Linked DNA regions of Homo sapiens: region 1 is linked to region 2. A link is an interaction called in ENCODE POLR2A ChIA-PET data of the cell type or tissue named here. Cell type or tissue: A673. All regions are shown on one strand. Links, peaks and the distances in the headings refer to the core of each region. The heading gives the core; the rest is flanking DNA.

The links. ChIA-PET counts read pairs that join two places held together with the same protein. Peaks named below come from ENCODE experiments on the same cell type or tissue, not always from the same donor. Only the 100,000 strongest peaks of a DNase experiment are listed, where the experiment ranks them.
Region 1: POLR2A ChIA-PET joins it to region 2 with 8 read pairs; 2 of 35 experiments call an interaction of 5 or more read pairs at or near these places.

What each region holds. Positions count from the first base shown.
Region 1 is chrX:24,666,691-24,671,091 of GRCh38, forward strand. It overlaps LOC124905262 (a long non-coding RNA gene), which reads left to right. Exons shown (of 2, transcript XR_007068416.1): 2 at 1,448-1,792. It also overlaps a transcript of PCYT1B not described here. Among named protein-coding and RNA genes, the nearest start is that of PCYT1B-AS1, 19 kb to the left of the region's middle. In A673, for the core only: no CTCF peak of the experiment used is centred there; no DNase peak of the experiment used is centred there.
Region 2 is chrX:25,058,967-25,063,367 of GRCh38, forward strand. It overlaps the pseudogene RN7SL91P. Among named protein-coding and RNA genes, the nearest start is that of ARX, 45 kb to the left of the region's middle. In A673, for the core only: no CTCF peak of the experiment used is centred there; no DNase peak of the experiment used is centred there; H3K27ac peaks cover 1,717 bases.

The sequences.
Region 1 (4,401 bases), core at 251-4,250, 390 kb before region 2:
TAAAATGTTCTAATACCTGGGGCAGGACTGATATAAAAAATATATTTCACTTCTTGAGGCCTCATTGTGAGAATGGGGCAAAATTAATTTTATGCCAGTTGCACCATTTTCTTTACCCCATAGTATTTGAGAGCTGGCTCCAAGTCCTTGAGAATAAAGGGCAAAAATAAGATAAACTCATAAGACTTATTTTCTCTCACATTGTTCCCAGCACTGGGAAGACTGGGGAAGCCCCAGATTTCACAAGAGACACTCACAAGTCTAGCCTCTCACTCCACATCTGCTTGCATGGTAATTGGGCCATTTCAGGGAGCCAAAGAGGAGTTAGGGAAGGCATGGTCACCAAAACTTGCCTTAGAGGACCACAGTGGGTAGGAATCTAGGGTCTGCCAGGGAGAGGTTAGTGCACTCTAGAGAGCCAGATTCACGTCGCTTCTTGGCCTTTTGGCTAAGATCAAGCGGAGAGCCAGATTCAGAATTAGCCTTTGCTCCACCTGTCAATGTTCAGAGTGAGAACTATCAGCAGAGCAGCCTATGGCAGTGATTATACATCCACTAGGTGAGTTAAGAGGACTCTTGAATCAGCCTACCCCTTAGTTTCTGAAGGAGACAAAACTGTGTTGGGTTAGCTTGAAGGCTGTACACATACATACCTGTAATATTAGGGCTCAGGTAGAGGAATTGCAGGGAGATAGATAAGAGGAAAGAAGGCCTACTGATGTTTGGAACAAAAGATAAAAATAAGGCTGGATGCAGTGGCTTACACCTGTAATCCCGACACTTTGGGAGGCCGAGGCGGGCAGTTCACTTGAGGTCAGGAGTTTGAGACCAGCCTTGCCAACATGGTGAAATCCCGTCTCTACTAAAAGTACAAAAATTAGCTGGGCATGGTGGTGGGTGCCTGTAATCCCAGCTACTCAGGAGGCTGAGGCAGGAGAATCGCTTGAACCCGGGAGATGGAGGTTGCAGTGAGCTGAGATCGCACCACTGCACTCCAGCCTGAGCAACATAGTGAGACTCCATCTCAAAAAAAAAAAGGTAAAAATATAATATCTCCTTTCCCTTTAAGTGGCTTTTAAAAAATGTTCAGATATCTAAGCTTCATAAATTTGGAGAGTTTTAAGTTGTTCAATTCCTTCCAAATAAGGACTAAATATTTAATGTACATTTACATTGTTTCTATTAATTTTTCTTTCCTCACTATGGCTAAAAATTTTCCTTAAAGAAGACAAGGAAGGGACAAACCATATCCTTTGATGCTCACTGCTAAATTGAGGAATTGGGTTTTATTTTTGCTAAAAAGACATGGCATTAATGTTTGCTATATGTCATAGACCAGTCCCAGCAAGCTGTAAGAAACCACCTCTGCTAAGGATATTATGGAAATGCAAGTGCCATTCTTCTCTAATAACTCAACATTCTCTCTTCTCTCCTATTTATTACCTAGAACCAGCATGGGACCTGGAACATGTGCCCCACAGATCTGAGGACTGATGGAGCTAACTGATGACTGGTGTCTGGGAAGGCAGCATGTTTGCCACCCTGTTCTCACTTCTGAAGGAGCTGAAAGATTTAGTTTCCAAAGCCTCTGGCCAGATCACACTCCCCCTCCCCGCAAGTGAATGCCTGGGAATCATCTCTTTCTCACAGACAGGAAGCCCTTATCTCACCATGAAGACTTGGCAGCAAAGACTGGTAAAGAGGAAAGAACAAACTGGGAGTCAGTTTTCCTTTTGATAAATGTATTCGCTGTAGAAAATCGGAGTCCACTTCAATAAATGGTCTCTTGAAAGAACTGTCTCTGTCAGTCAATCAGCAGATATTTATTGAACCCTTATTTCATACCAGGCACTGTGCAGAGCCCACAGGAGTACCTTTTCCAGGGAATCACAGAATATAGTGGAAGAAGTGAGGGCTTTGGAATTAGATCTTGATCCAGTCAAAATTTCAGTGTGAAAGTGTTTTATGCTACCATTCTACTTTAATATCCAAAGGCAAGGAGGAAGGTTCCTTCCTCCTTGCCTTTGGATATAAACCAAGTAGTGTAAAATGATTTCACATAGAATTTCAAAATAGCAGAAGGGTTGGTAGAAATAACTAGGCTAACCACATTATTTCCTACAAGGGCACCTTAGGGGATCCCTGTTTTAATGAATAAATAAAAATGATGTGTAATTATCATATCAATTGCTTGCATCTAAGTGAGTGCTTCTGGAGTTATTTGATGGTGCTTAAAAATCTTTGGTCTCTGAAGTGCATTTAACCATCTTCTTAACTCTTATCTATATTATTAATTTGCAGATCAAAGTTAACTTTGTGCTATGCAAATGAGGGGACTTCAAATGAATGAGATTTTACTGTAAAATTTAAAATCCATATTACTTGTAACAGAACTGCAACATATTTTGAGGACATGCCTCAGCATATCTAAAAGAGATATTATGGTTTAAAGCAGAATTTTCTGCAATGATGGAATATTCTATATCTGCGTTGTCCAAATAGAATAGTCACGAGCCACATATAACTACTGAGCACTTAAAATGTGGCTAGTGTCAGTGGCTCATGCCTGTAATCCCAGCACTTTGGGAGGCCAAGGTGGGCAGATCACGTGAGGTCAGGAGTTCGAGACCAGCCTGACCAACATGGCGAAACCCCGTCTCTACTAAAAGTACAAAAATTAGCTGGGCATGGTGGTGGGTGCCTGTAATCCCAGCTACTCGGGAGGCTGAGGCAGGAGAATCATTTGAACCCAGGAGCCGAGATCGTGCCATTGCTCTCCAGCCTAGGTGACAGAGTGAGACTTCGTCTCAGAAAAAAAAAAAAAAAAAAAAAAAAAAGTGGCTAGTGTGACTGAGGAACTGAATTTTAAATTTTAATTAATTAATTTTAAGTAATTAAAATTCTAATTTAAACAGCTGTATGTGGTTAGCGGCTACCTTATTCAACAGTGTAGATTTAAAGAAAAAGTGAAATTGGATGCTGGGAACCCAAATTCCAGCTCTATCCTTGCTATCTTGGACAATTAACCTCTGTGAGCTTCAATTTTCTCACTTGAAAATGGGAATATAGGCTAGGGCTCAGTGGCGCATACCTGTAATCCCAGTGCGTTGGGAGGTTTAGGTGGAAGGATCGCTTGAGGCCAGGAGTTCAAGACCAGCCTGAGAAACACAGCAAAACCCCCATCTCTACAAAATATTTAAAAATTAGCCAGATGTGGTGGTGCATGCCTGCAGTCCTAGCTCCTTGGGGGGCTGAGGCAGGAGGATCACTTGAGCCTAATAGTTTGAGGTTACAGTCAGCTATGATTCCACCACTGCACTCGAGCCTGGGCAACAGAGTAAGACCTTGTCTCAAAAAAAAAGAAAGAAAGAAAGAAAGAAAGAAAGAAAGAAAGAAAGAAAGAAAGAAAGAAAGAAAGAAAGAAAGGAAGGAAGGAAGGAAGGAAGGAAGGAAGGAAGGAAGGAAATGGGAATATAAATAATATCTACATCACAGTATTTGAAGTAAGAGGAATTGAGGTAATGTCTGGGCATTCTCTTATTTCCAAATAAGTACCAACCAAGTACCAAAATTAAACATGTGGAAAATAAATACTCAACTCTCTTATTTAAAGGTAGTTTCCATTTCCTGAGAGCTATAAAAGATTATTAAGTTCATGATTATTTTCACCTTTCAGATTCAATATTTAGCAGCAATGCTTGTAACTATTGGCTGTTAAGTAACTCCACCAGCAGTAACCAGAAATGGTCGTGTGTCAGCTTGGGTGGGGGTATCAATCTATGGTACACAAAGGGCTGGTAGTCAGAAAGTTTAATTTACAGAAGTTGAGCCTGCCTGTGTGAGAAAAGTACACTGAGAACCGAAAAGCATGAGAAAAATGTTAATAAAATCATTCTTTATTATTGTTACCATTAATAATGTAATCCATTTTAATTGCTCAAGGAGGTTAAATAAGCCTATTCAATTTAATAGAGAAATCAAGGCACAAATTAGCAGCATAGGCAAATGGTCAGGAGCTTGAGTCCTTTTGTTGAATACAATTACATAAAATAAGCCATGGAAAGTACTTAGCCCGGGACATGTCACCCTATAATGTCAACTATTATAATAATGATAAGTGATACATTTGGGAGACCATGAAATTAGAGGCCTTTGTCTATTTTCAATTTGCAAAAGGTATCAGAATACGGAGTGATATTTGCACAGATTTAATTCTACATGACTGGAACATAGAAGAATCATCTCAACTTTCCATATCTGCACCAGTCCAGAACTGAATCTAGTTGTTTTTTTTGGCAACAGAGTCTCACTCTGTTACCCAGTCTGGAGTGCAGTGGCATGATCTTGGCTCACTGTAACCTCCACCTCCTGGGTTCAAGCAATTCTCCTGCCTCAGCCTCC
Region 2 (4,401 bases), core at 199-4,198:
TCCTAACTCAGTTACTTAGGATTCTGGTGGAGAGTATTAAAAGCATACACAAATGTATATAAAAATGTATGTATATGTACATGTATAATACATTTAGGAGAAATTCACATTTTAATAGTGAGATTTATATATGTATATGTATATATGTATAAATGTATATATGTTTATGTACATGCATGAATGTGTATTTTGTGTGTATGTAATACATTTATGAAGGATTAACATATTATTAGCCATATGACATTGAAATGATAGCAAAAGAGAGACTTGATCTTGGTGAATTTCCTCCCCAAAATACTTTCCCCTCACCAATGATGCCCAAAACTCAGAAAGATTGAGAGTTTTAGCCCAGAAGACAAAATTAATAGATTCGGGTGTCATTGGAGTGCAGTTTTCTTTTGAATTGTAAAAGATAAAGTGTTTTTCTGCCTGCTATGGGAATAAAAGTGTATCAGTGTATTTCTGTAATGTGTCAGTAATGTATTCCCAGGTGTGCTTGAAAACCTGTCTAGATACTATTAATGTCTTAGTAAATCCATTTCCATCTGTCACACTATAATGTATCCTCTCTGTGTCGCCCTCAACATACAAATATTCATTTTCTCTCTTCAAATTAGAGACTTTTAGTACGGGTCAAATACCATTACAGTGAACTCTGCAGGTGTGTCAAATACTTCCTGTATCATTTGGCGTACGATAGAAATTGCCTTCCCAGCTCTCACACCCTGTTGCTCCAGCTGAGGGGCTGGGGATGAAACAGCGTGGATTCACAACCCTCTTAGGCAGCCAGAATTTCTGTCATCAGCAGCAGGGTTTCTCTGCTAAACTTTTCCAATTCCAGCTGCTTGACCGTCAGGGCCACTGACCTTAAATAAAGCACTCAAGAGCCTTAGGTAGGGATTTAGCAGGGGAGGAGTAAGCTGGATTTGTTAGGAAGTGCTATGAATGTTCTATTTGAAAGAGACCTAGATCTCCAATATGGGGAGAAAACCAAGGACTCTGGGCCCACTGTACCTGGGTCTGAATCCCAGCTCTACCACTGCCTTGGCATGTGGTATGTCAGCACGGGCATGGGACTTAAACCACTCAGTGCCTGAGTTTCCTCATCTGCAAAGTGGAGATTAAAGTGGCACTAGAATCATAGGTCTATTGTGAGGATTGAATGAGCTGACATATGGAATGCATTTGAAACCGTGCCTGGCACTCAATAAGTACTTTATAAGTGTTTATTATATTTTTATTATTTGTTCCTTGAGGGAGAAATTGAACACAGAGGCTGAGATTATAAGGGAAAAAGCAGGGAGGAGACAGGGTGTGAAGGTCTCAGATAAGTGGACAGCTTTAGAATAGGCTTGTATTCCAGGAGAGAGATAGGGCACAAAGCAAGAAATTGAGATAGAAGTACTGTTGTATGAGTGACTACTTGGAAGGATTAGGGAAGAACTGAAATGTCGAGAGCTGTGTATTCCCAGTTATAACTGTAGTCACTCTGGGTCCTGGGCTGATAGCAGCATAACTAATTCCAGACCTCACCTGCTGAGGTTCCAGCCAAGATTGGCTGAGTTACTCAAAATGAAGGGCATCAGTGGGCTGACCTGGACAATGTATGACAGAATATAAATCAGTCTGCTCCTTTTCTTTCTCCTCTTCTTTCTTTTTTTATTATTTTTATTATTATTTTTAGAGACAGGGTCTCGCTGTGTTGCCCAGGCTGGAGTGCAGTGGCTATTCACAGGTACAGTCCCAATACTGATCAGCCTGGGAGTTTTGACCTGCTCCATTTCCAACCTGGGCTGGTTCATAGGCAACTTGGTGGTCCCCCACTCCTGGGAGGTCACTATATTGATGCTGAACTTAGTGCAAACACCTGATAGACACAGTGCATTACAACCCAGAACTCTTGGACTCAAATGATCCTCCTGCCTTAGCCTCCTGAGTAGCTGGCACTACAGGCACATGCCACCATGCCCAGCTCCTTTTCCTTTTTTTAATGGATAATTTCAAGCATATCTCAAAGTAGAACGACCAACATAATACATTTTCATGAATCCATCACTTATCTTCAACAGTTATCAACTCTTGCTTTATTCTTATCCTCATTCACTTTCCCATCCTGAATATTTTGAAACAAATCCCAGACATCACTACATCTGCATCTCTAAAAGAAGAGGACTTTTTAAAAATGATGGCTATATTTACAAATTAAAATTTACCATTTTAACCATTTTTAGGTGTACATTTCAGGGCATTAAGTACGGTCACATTGTTGTGCTACCATCACCACCATTAGTTTCCAGAAGTTTTTCATTATCCCCAACAACTGTGGACCTGTTAAGCGACACGCTTCAGTCCCACTCCCATCAGCCCTTGGCACCTACCATTCTACTTTCTGTCTCTATGGATTTGACTACTCTAGGTACCTTATAAATAGAATCATACAATATTTGTCATTTTTGCATTTGGCTTATTCCACTTAGCATAATTTTTTTTAGATGGATTTTTTTAGTATTACAGATATTTTTAATTTTTATTTTGTACATTTTGGTTTTGTTTTCTAAAATTATTACAGTGAATGCAAATTATTTTTCTTATGACAGGAAAACACTGTACAGCAAAAATGGTTGTGGGACCTGGGGAGTTCTATTTTGCTGGAGGTGTTTGAGCAGAGCGTGTAGTTGCTGTTGTTAACTCCCAAGATGTTGAAAAGGAGACTGTTATAGACAGAAAGGTGGCTATTACCTCTTTTAACCTCTATGGTGCTTCAGATTCTGAGAATCTATTGCACAAAATAGTAATTATAACTAATAATTATAACCACTATAACTATTAACATATAACCTGTAGTTATTAATAGTTATGATTAATAAAGTCATAGAATCTCAGATTTGTCAGGGAACTCAGAAGTCAACTTTCCCAGCCAATGTAAGACAGTATGAAAAATCCTTGGCCACACATGCCGATAGAGGATTGCCCAATTAACTCAAAAAAAAAAAAAAAAGGTATACAAGTGACTGAAATCAATGAATAAACTCAATATAATTAAAAAAAAAGAGAAAAAGAAAAAGTCCTTATGCGCTTTGAAAAAAAAGATGAGATTTCAAGTCAAGGAAAATAGATTGTACACCTAGTGACAAGACCTCTTTATCTTCATTTTGAAAGATCACAGAGTGGCTACAATACGAAAAGATTGTGTGTAGGCTATCATTTCATGCTTGAGAAACAAATAGATGGATTCTTGCTCTGTCACCCAGGCTGGAGAGTAGTGGTGCAATCTTGGCTCACTGCAACCTCTGCCTCCCCAGTTCAAATGATTCTCCTGTCTCAGCCTCCTGAGTAGCTGGGATTACAGGCGTGTGCCTACCACTTCTGGCTAATTTCTGTATTTTTAGTAGAGACAGGGTTTCACCATGTTGGCCAGGCTGGTCTAAAACTCCTGACCTCAGGTGATCTGCCAGCCTTGGCCTCCCAAAGTGCTGGGATTACAGGCGTGAGCTACCGTGCCCGGCCGCATAATGTTTTTAAGGTTCCTCCATGTTGTAGCATGTACCAGAATTTCACCCCTTTGTAAGGCTGAATAATAATATTCCATTGTATGTATGTACCACAGAATTCTTTTTAGAGCATAACCACAATACCATAATCATACCTACAAAACAGTAACTTCTTTTTCTTTTTCTTTTTTTTTTTTGAGATAGAGTCTCACTCTATCACCCAGGCTAGAGTGCAATGGCTCAATCTCAGCTCACTGCAACCTCCACCTTCTGGGTTCAAGTGATTCTTCTGCCTCAGTCTCCCGAGTAGCTGGGCTTACATGCTTGGCTAAGGTTTGTATTTTCAGTAGAGACAGGGTTTTGCTATGTTGCCCAGGCTGGTCTCGAACTCCTGACCTCAAGTGATCCACCCACCTTGGCCTACCAAAGTGCTGGGATTACAAGCATGAGCCACTGTGCCCGGCCAACAGTAATTTCTTAAAATAAGCTCATACCCAGTCAATATTTAAATTTCCCCATTTGTGGCCGGGCGTGGTGGCTCATGCCTGTAATCCCAGCACTTTGGGAGGCTGAGGTGGGCAGATCAGTTGAGGTCAGGAGTTCGAGACCAGCCTGGCTAACATGATGAAACCACGTCTCTACTAAAAATACAAAAATTAGCCGGGTGTGGTGGCGGGCGCCTATAATCCCAGCTACTCAGGAGGCTGAGGCAGGAGAATCGCTTGAACCTGGGAAGCAGAGGTTGCAGTGAGCAGAGATTGCACCACGGCACTCCAGCCTGGGTGACAGAGTAAGACTCTGTCTCAAAAAAAAAAAAAAAAAAAAAAATTTCCCCAATTGTGCCATAAACATAGTTTTTAACAGTCTGGTTGTTTGAAATAGGATTCAAATAAGACCTATTCGAATGTAA